2 separate regions of the Homo sapiens genome follow, and region 1 is linked to region 2. Evidence: read pairs that join two places in POLR2A ChIA-PET (ENCODE). Cell type or tissue: GM12878. All regions are shown on one strand. Each heading gives the region's core, and the rest is flanking DNA. Links, peaks and the distances in the headings are about the cores only. Region 1 overlaps LOC105375070 (a long non-coding RNA gene). Region 2 overlaps POLH (DNA polymerase eta).

Region 1 (4,388 bases), core at 322-4,321, 270 kb after region 2:
TCCCATGGTCCAGGGAATTCAAGCAGAGGCAGAAAGGTCACCCCTTGGAGGTGATTCTGGAGGGGACACTGTGCTAAGGATAACAAAAATAACATGTTATCCCCTACCATGCATTGAGTCATCACCATGTTTCAGGTGGTCCCTTAATAGGAACCATCTTATTGAAAGCTCTCAACAAGTCTGTGAGGCTGCTGCTCAGGGGTCTTCTTTTCACATGTGAGGACTCAAGCTCAGAGAGGCCAAGTTTCAGGCCCTAAGTCCCACAGTTCCCATCTGGTTTTCCTGCTCCATCTTTGCCTCCTCAGTCTACTCCCAGCACAGTAGAGTGAGCCTGGTGGGACATGGTCTGCCCTCCTTCCAGGCTCTGTAGTGGCTGCTGTTCGCTCCGGGTAAAAGCCCAAGGCCTCTCAAAGTCCCCCGTGCCTTTGCCAATCTGGTTTCCCATGCCCTGATCTTGTCTCCTGCCACCCTCTCCTCACTCAGCCCCACTCTGGCTCCGAGGCTGCCTCTCTGCTGTCTGTAAAACATCCCACACTTTCTCCACATCCTCTCCAGCACCTATTGTTTCCTGACTTTTTAATGATCGCCATTCTAACTGGTGTGAGATGGTATCTCATTGTGGTGTGGAGAAATAGGAACACTTTTAAACTGTTGGTGGGACTGTAAACAAGTTCAACCATTGTGGAAGACAGTGTGGCAATTCCTCAAGGATCTAGAACAGAAATACCATTTGACCCAGTGATCCTATTACTGGGTATATACCCAAAGGATTATAAATCATGCTACCATAAAGACACATGCACACGTATGTTTATTGCAGCACTATTCACAATAGCAAAGACTTGGAGCCAATCCAAATGTCCATCAATGATAGACTGGATTAAGAAAATGTGGCACATATACAATGTGGAATACTATGCAGCCATAAAAAAGGATGAATTCATGTCCTTTGTAGGGACATCGATGGAGCTGGAAACCATCATTCTGAGCAAACTATTGCAAGGACAGAAAACCAAACACCACATGCTCTCATTCATAGGTGGGTACTGAACAATGAGAACACTTGGACACAGGATGGGGAACATCACACACCGGGGCCTGTCGAGGGGTTGGGGGAGTGGGGAGGGATAGCATTAGGAGAAATACCTAATGTAAATGACCAGTTAATGGGCGCAGCACACCAACATGGCACATATATACATATATAACAAACCTGCATGTTGTGCACATGTACCCTAGAACTTAAAGTATATATATAAAAAAAAAATCCCACACTCGCTCCTGCCTCCAGGCCCTTGTGTTGGCTGCTGTCTGCCTGAAAGGCTCTTCCCCAGATGCCTGTGTGGCTCTGGCCTTACTTGCTTCAGGTCTCTGGCCGAGTGTCACCTCCTGAGCCACCCAGCTGGTTCTTCACTCTCTGTTCTCTTCACTCTGTATAGCGTGTGTGTGTGTGCGTGTGTGTGCATGCGTGCATGTGTGTGCATGTATTACCTGTATCCCTTCATTAAAAGGTAAGCCCCACCAGGGCAGCTACTTTGCCTCTTGTGCGTTGCTAGATCAGGTCCCAGATCAGTGTGACAGGCTGCTCAATAAATATGCGCTGAATGATTGAGCAGTGCCAAGACTTGAGCTCCAAAGCTCTAATCAGCAGGCATCCTGGGGCTGGGGGAGGGTGACTGGCAAGGCCCTCTGGAGCCCTGGGATCTGCGGCTCTGTGCACACTTGCTTTTTCTCACAGCCTGAGGGAACTGAGAAGCACAGCCACCTTCAGGAGAGTTTGGCCCCAGGCACCTGCCTCATGTGCCCCAGTTCAGCTCAGCCTGGCCATGAGAAGGCCGCCTCAGGCTCTCTGTGCAGCCTCTTTCTTTGGGGGGTTTCATCCTTGGCTGGCTCACTCTCACTTCCTTCTTCTTGACTTTGAAGCCTGGGGGAAGCAACGTCCTTTTTCTCTTGGCCTGAGTTTCAACTCCAGAGGAACTTGGCAGACTCTGGCTGTTTCTCCAAACAGCCTACTGGATCCTCTGAACACTTGTTCACTCAGATCATACTTATTGAGCATCTTCTATGTGCCAGGCACACAGAGAACAGGAAGAGGGATGTGATTTCCAGCTCTCCATGTCACCACCGGTCCAACCTGGCCCGGGAGGCCATACAACAGACAACTAAAGCCAGAGGCACTTGGAGCCTGAGGCAGGGCCTCTGCCTCCCTTCCCCTTGCTCACCCTCCTTCTGAGAATGTGGGATTGGGAAAGGGAGAAATTTCCTCTCTCCCCTAAATTGCCTCTTGGGGAAGAGAGACAATTTCTGGGGCCAACAGAATGGAGAGCCAGCCTCGGGGTGGAGGGAGCTGAGTTGGGCGTTTAGTTTGAGGGAGATCTGCCAGGCCTCATCTTCTTCCTCAAACGCAGTTCTGAGAAAGCCTCCCTCCCCTGCCTGCCCCTGCTGCTGACCTCCCTTCTTCCCTGCCATGCCTGGTGCCTGCCCCAGCTGCTGACCTCCCTTCTTCCCTGCCATGCCTGGTGCCTGCCCAGGGCCCCTCCTCTGGAAATGCCTGGGGTCTGTGGCAGGGCTCTGGTTCTCCCCATCCAACCCATGTCTCCCCAGGGCTGCGATGGGCCACCTGTACTTGTGCTCTCAGAACCACACGCTGTCACCTGCCCCCATCCCCTGTATATACAGGCTTCCTCGTTCCAAGAACCCAGAGACATTAGACAGTTGTCCAGGTTTCTCCATGTCTTTGTTGGCCATTGGCAACACATCCTGGAAGGAGAAGAGAAATGAAGGCTTTTACCAGGCCAGCAAATCAGCGCTCACAAGTGTCCTGAGGAGGGATCTGAGGGAGGGGCAGCTACCAGGAACAGGTAAACACACAGAGTCGCAAGTCTGGTGGGGTCTGTACAGCAGGAGGTGGCATCTGACCCTGCTCATATCTCAAAAAGGCATCAGTAGTTGACCATGAGCTTCCTCTCTGACCCAAATCCTAGAAGGGCCCCTGAGTGGGTGGCAGCAGGTGGGACACGCAGGTCTCATCTCCTTCGGATTCAGTGCATCCCCCTTGTCGGCTCTGGGGACTCCTGCCCCCACTCCCTTCACTCCTTATTGCAGAACCGATGGGGCCCAGAACAGAGGTCTTGCTTTGGAGGGTCTGAGCTGGCCATGCAGCAGGTGAGCCTTGAGGGGGGACTCCTGGGACCCCTTGCTCCTCTGGACTCTCCTGTTGGGGGATAAGATCCAAGTTCCACGTGGCAGACTCGCCAAAGAATTTTCAAAGCCCCAGCCCCATCTGGTGGGCCTTCAGCATATGTGCTTCGAGCTGCCATTGTATTTTCCTTGGATGTTGGGGCTCCCCCACACCAAGATAAGCTCAAGGGCAGGACCTAGTGAGACTGACCTGTGTCCCCCAGGCCCAGGAGAGGGAGGCACACTCAGCAGCCAGGGCCTGGGTTCAAGTCCTACCTCCACCACTGTCTGTGTGACCTCAGTCATGTGACTTTGCCCTTCTGAGCCTCGATTTCCTTCTCTGTAAAATGGGCAGAACTGTAGGCCTATTTCATAGAACTGTGGTGAATTTAACTGGGAAGATGCATGTAAGACACTTATAACAGTGCCAGGCACCTAATACGTGCTCAATAAATATCACCTGTTGTATTCCTGTCACCTCTCAGCATTCCTTCCTGAGCTATGAAGGATTCTGGGATTGGGGATTGGGATTGGGGCTTGGGGCCAGCTGGGCTTCCTCCCGAAGATGGCCTGATCCTTTAGGAGACATGGGAGGAGAAGGGGGCCCTCGAGTTGCCTCCAGGCCCCTGGGGGTTGTGGCCAGTCTGGAAAGCCCCGACTCACCACACTGTTTGGATTGGGTTTCTATTCCCAACACCGGTGAGAGACCTGCTATTTATGGGCCCCCCATCCCACCCCCTGGGCGGCCAGACAGTGTGTGGGCTGGGGACCACATGGCTGGCAGCCCACTACCCCCACCCCACGTGGGTGCTGTGACCTGGGCACGTTTCACACGTTGGTTATCCCGCCGTCTCAGCAGTGGCTTTCCCAGCTCTGCCTGGCCACCCCAGGGAGGAGCAGAGATGGGGGGACAGGAGGGGTTGCCTGCCTCTTCATCCTGCACTCTGTCTTCTAACAGAGTATCTTTCAGGATGGTTGGGTTCCTGGGGGCAGCAGGGATGACACATGCCACCCCTTTCCATTTTCACTCTTACGATGACACATTTGTCATGTGGCGTCTAGTGTGGTTAAAACCATGGAGCCAGACTGCCTGGGTTCAAGTTCCACTTCAGCTGCTCATTAGGTGTGTCCTTGAGTGGGGACCCAAACCTCTTTGTGCCTCAGTTTCCTCAGTCAACTTAAGACAGAGCTCGTACTAGTACCTGCCT
Region 2 (4,388 bases), core at 249-4,248:
TATCATTTTGCATTGGAGTTGCAGAAATCCTTTTTGCAGCCCCACTCTTCAAACCCCCAGGTTGTTTCTGCCGTATCTCATCAAGGCAAAAGAAATCCCAAGAGCCCTTTGGCCTGCACTAATAAACGCCCCAGGCCTGAGGGCATGCAAACATTGGAATCATTTTTTAAGCCATTAACACATTAGTGCTGCCCTCAGGCTTGCCTGTAGGATTTAATATTTTTTATCTTTACAGATCTTTATCTTTAATATTTTATCTTTACAGATTTCCCTGAGAAAGGGAATTATGAAATTTTTAATACAAAAAATAATCCATTTAGGTGCTGAGTTACGGTCCCATCTCTTCACAGGCATGGATTCTAATCCCACTGCTGACAGAGATGTAAAAATTCATCCTACCAGAGTTTTTAATCTTTAGCATTTAGGGAGGCAGTGTCATAAAGTAAAAAGTGTGTGGGCCTTGGAGTCTAAGAGACGTGGTTGCAAACTTAGCTCTGGTTATTGCAATGAGGGCCTTGAACAAGTCATTTTCTTCACATTCTCATCTGTAAAATGGAGATAATACCTTACAGATTATTGCAGATTAATAACAATGTATTCAAATTATGTAACTCGGCCGGGTACAATGGCTCACGCCTGTAATCCTAACACTTTGGGAGGCCGAGGCAGACAGATCACCTGAGGTCAGGAGTTTGAGACCAGCCTGGCCAACATGGCAAAACCATCTCTACTAAAAATAGAAAAATTAGCCAGGCACGTTCCAGGCACCTGTGATCCCAGCTACTTAGAGGCTGAGGCAGAAGAATTGCTTTAACCTTGGAGGCGGAGGTTGCATTGAGCTGAGATCATGCTAGTGCGCTCCAGCCTGGGCAACAGAGCGAGACTTCATCTCAGAAAATAAAAAATAGGGGCCAGGCACAGTGGCTCATACCTGTAATGCCAGCACTTTGGGAGGCCAAGGCGGGCAGATCACGAGGTCAGGAGTTTCAGACCAATATGGTGAAACCCCATCTCTACTAAAATTACAAAAAAAATTATCCAGGCGTGGTGGTGCACGCCTGTAATCCCAGCTACTCAGGAGGCTAAGGCAGGAGAATCACTTGAACCCAGGAGGCAGAGGTTGGAGTGAGCTGAGATCGCGCCACCGCACTCCAGCCTGGGCAACAGAGCGAGACTCCATCTCAAACAAAAACAAGAACAAAAACAAACATAAAGTTGGCACAGAAAAGGGACCAAGTTTAAAAAAGGGTTTTAAATGTAATGAGACTTGCATAGTTAAAAAAAAAAAAGGGATTATTTTTATTTTTATTTTTTATTTTTGAGACGGAGTCTCCCTCTGTCGTCAGGCTAGAATGCAGTGGTGCGTTCTCAGCTCACCGCAACCTCCGTCTCCTGGGTTCAAGCAATTCTCCTGCCTCAGCCTCCCAAGTAGCTGGGACTACAGGCACGTGCTACCACACTCAGCTAATTTTTGTATTTTTAATAGAGATGAGGTTTCACCATGTTGGCCAGGATGGTCTCGATTGCTTGACCTCATGATCCGCCTGCCTCGACCTCCCAAAGTTGCTGGGATTACAGATGTTAGCCACCGATCCTGGCCCCCCCAAAAAAAGGATTTTAAGAAAAACTTCTCTTGGCCGGGCGCAGTGGCTCACGCCTGCAATCCCAGCACTTTGGGAGGCCGAGGCGGGCGGATCACAAGGTCAGGAGATCGAGACCACGGTGAAACCCCGTCTCTACTAAAAAATACAAAAAAAAATTAGCCGGGTGCGGTGGCAGGCGCCTGTAGTCCCAGCTACTCGGGAGGCTGAGGCAGGAGAATGGTGTGAACCCGGGAGGCGGAGCTTGCAGTGAGCCGAGAGCGCGCCACTGCACTCCAGCCTGGGTGACAGAGCGAGACTCCGTCTCAAAAAAAAAAAAAAAAGAAAAACTTCTCTTTAGGCTGGGTGCGGTTCCTCATGCCTATAATCCCAGCATTTAGGGAGGCTGAGGTGAGTGGATTGCAGGAGCTCAGGAGTTCGAGACCAGCCTGGGCAAGGTGGCAAAACCCCGTCTCTACTAAAAAAAATTAGCTGGGCTTGGTGGCAGGCGCCTGTAATCCCAGGTACTCGGGAGACTGAGGCAGGAGAATTGCTTGAACCTGGAAGGTGGAGGTTGCAGTGAGTTGAGATCACACCAATGCACTCCAGCCAGGGTGAGAGTGAGAGACTGTCTCAAAAAAAAAAAAAACAAAAGAAAAACTTCTCTCTAGCTCTGTGACGGGCAGTTCAGATAATACCTTCACCAGATTTACCTGTTTTCAGCTGAAGAATGTGAGATGAAGCCTTGAAACCCTAAAAGTGATATGGTAACTAGGGCAGGTCTTTCTGTACATAAAAGTGACTTAATAAACAGTGAATTTCATACAGGTAAACCCTATTATACCCTCAGTTCTAACCATTGGCCTATCTCTTGCGTTTTGTTCTAATGTAGAATTAGATTGCTACTTGACTAGTTCAGGAACTCTGTTTAGATCTGATAAGTCATAATCAAATCTTGCCAGGCGTGGTGGTTTATGCCTGTTATCCCAGCACTTTGGGAGGCCAAGGCAGGTGGACCACGTGAAGTCAGGAGTTCAAGACAAGCATGGCCAACATGGCGAAACCCTGTATCTACTAAAAATACAAAAATTAGCCGGGCATGGTGGTGGGTGCGTGTAATCCCAGCTAGTTGGGAGGCTGAGGCAGGAGAATCACTTGAACCTGGGAGGCAGAGGTTGCAGTGAGCCGAGATTTCCACTGCATTCCAGCCTGGGCGATAGAGTAACTCTGTCTCAAAAAAACCCACTAGATCATCTCTAGAACATTGCTACTCCCAAGTATGATTTGAGGAACAGCAGCCTCAGTATCACCAGGGAACTTATTAGAAATAGTCTCAGCCTCACCACTATTCCCACTTAATTGTAATCTGATATTAACAAGATTTCCCAATGTGGGTCAGGTGTGGTGGCTCATGCCTGTAATCCCACACTTTGGGAGGCCAAGGTGGGCGGATCACTTGAGGCTGGGAGTTTGAGACCAGGCTGGCCAACATGGGGAAAACCCATCTCTACAAAAAATAACAAAAATTAGGTGTGTGTGGTGACGCATGCGTGTAATCCCAGCTACTTAGGAGGCTGAGGCAGGAGAATCACTTGAATCTGGGAGGCAGAGGTTGTAGTGAGCTGAGATTGTGCCACTGCACTCCAGTCTGGGCAACAGAGTGACACTGTTTAAAAAAAAAAAAATTCCCAATGTGGGCCGGGTGCAGTGGCTCATGCCTGTAATCCCAGCACTTTGGGAGGCTGAGGTGGGTGTATCACGAGGTCAAGAGATCAAGGCCATCCTGGCCAACATGGTGAAACCCCGTCTCTACTGAAAATACAACTGGGCGTGGTGGTGCACGCCTGTAGTCCCAGCTACTTGGGAGGCTGAGGCAGAAGAATTGCTTGACCTGGGAGGCGGAGCTTGCAGTGAGCCCAGATCGTGCCACTGCACTGCACCCTGGCGACACAGCAAGACTGTCTCAAAAAAAAAAAAATTCCCAATGTGTATCTTAAAGTTTGAGAAATGCTGATCTAAAAGATACTAATGACCAGGTGTGTAGAGGACATTTTCTTAAGCCCTTAAGTACAAATTTAAGAGGTAAGTGCTTCAGCCATTAGGGTTACTGGCTTGTTCATCTTTCCCACTGAGTGTAAATATTTAGCTTAGGGTTTAAAATTTGTTATGTAGCTTTTTGCACTTGTCCATGTTTATACTACTGTATTATTATTATTTTTTTTTGAGATGGAGTCTCGCTGTGTAGCCAGGCTGGAGTGCAGTGGTGCAATCTTGGCTCACTGCAACCTCCGTCTCTCGGGTTCAAGCAATTCTCCTGCCTCAGCTTCCCGAATAGCTGAGACTACAAGCGTGCACCACCATGCCCAGCTAATTTTTGTATTTTTAGTAGAGACAGGTTTTCACCATGTTGGCCAGGCTGGTCTCTATCTAGACCTCGTGATCCATCCGCCTCGGCCTCCCAAAGTGCTGGGATTATAGGCATGAGCCACCACGCCCAGCCTATAGTACTGTATTCTTATTCTCCACTCTTGTGTGTGAAAAGTCAGCTCTTTTGGCTTTTCTGTTATGGGGAAACTTGAATTACACAGGGAACCCAACTGAAGAAAATGAACTGAAGTAGGTGGCGCTGGGTGAAGTGGGCCCAGAGAATGGTGTACACATCCCTCCCATACATATACCCAAACTTCTATTTTTTTATGTGACGGAGTTTCTCTCATCGCCCCGGCTGGAATGCAATGGCACGATCTCGGCTCACTGCAACCTCCGCCTCCCGGGTTCAAGCGATTCTCCTGCATCAGCCTCCTGAGT

The links. ChIA-PET counts read pairs that join two places held together with the same protein. Peaks named below come from ENCODE experiments on the same cell type or tissue, not always from the same donor. Only the 100,000 strongest peaks of a DNase experiment are listed, where the experiment ranks them.
Region 1: POLR2A ChIA-PET joins it to region 2 with 9 read pairs; 2 of 35 experiments call an interaction of 5 or more read pairs at or near these places.

The regions. Positions count from the first base shown.
Region 1 is chr6:43,882,336-43,886,723 of GRCh38, forward strand. The region is part of intron 2 of LOC105375070 (a long non-coding RNA gene); the gene reads left to right. Among named protein-coding and RNA genes, the nearest start is that of LINC01512, 6.5 kb to the right of the region's middle. RefSeq lists an enhancer at 1,974-2,053. In GM12878, for the core only: no CTCF peak of the experiment used is centred there; DNase peaks (open chromatin) are centred at 1,541 and 1,896; H3K27ac peaks cover 336 bases.
Region 2 is chr6:43,614,372-43,618,759 of GRCh38, forward strand. It overlaps POLH (DNA polymerase eta), which reads left to right. Exons shown (of 11, transcript NM_006502.3): 11 at 1-4,388. The coding sequence ends at 186. Among named protein-coding and RNA genes, the nearest start is that of GTPBP2, 13 kb to the right of the region's middle. In GM12878, for the core only: no CTCF peak of the experiment used is centred there; no DNase peak of the experiment used is centred there.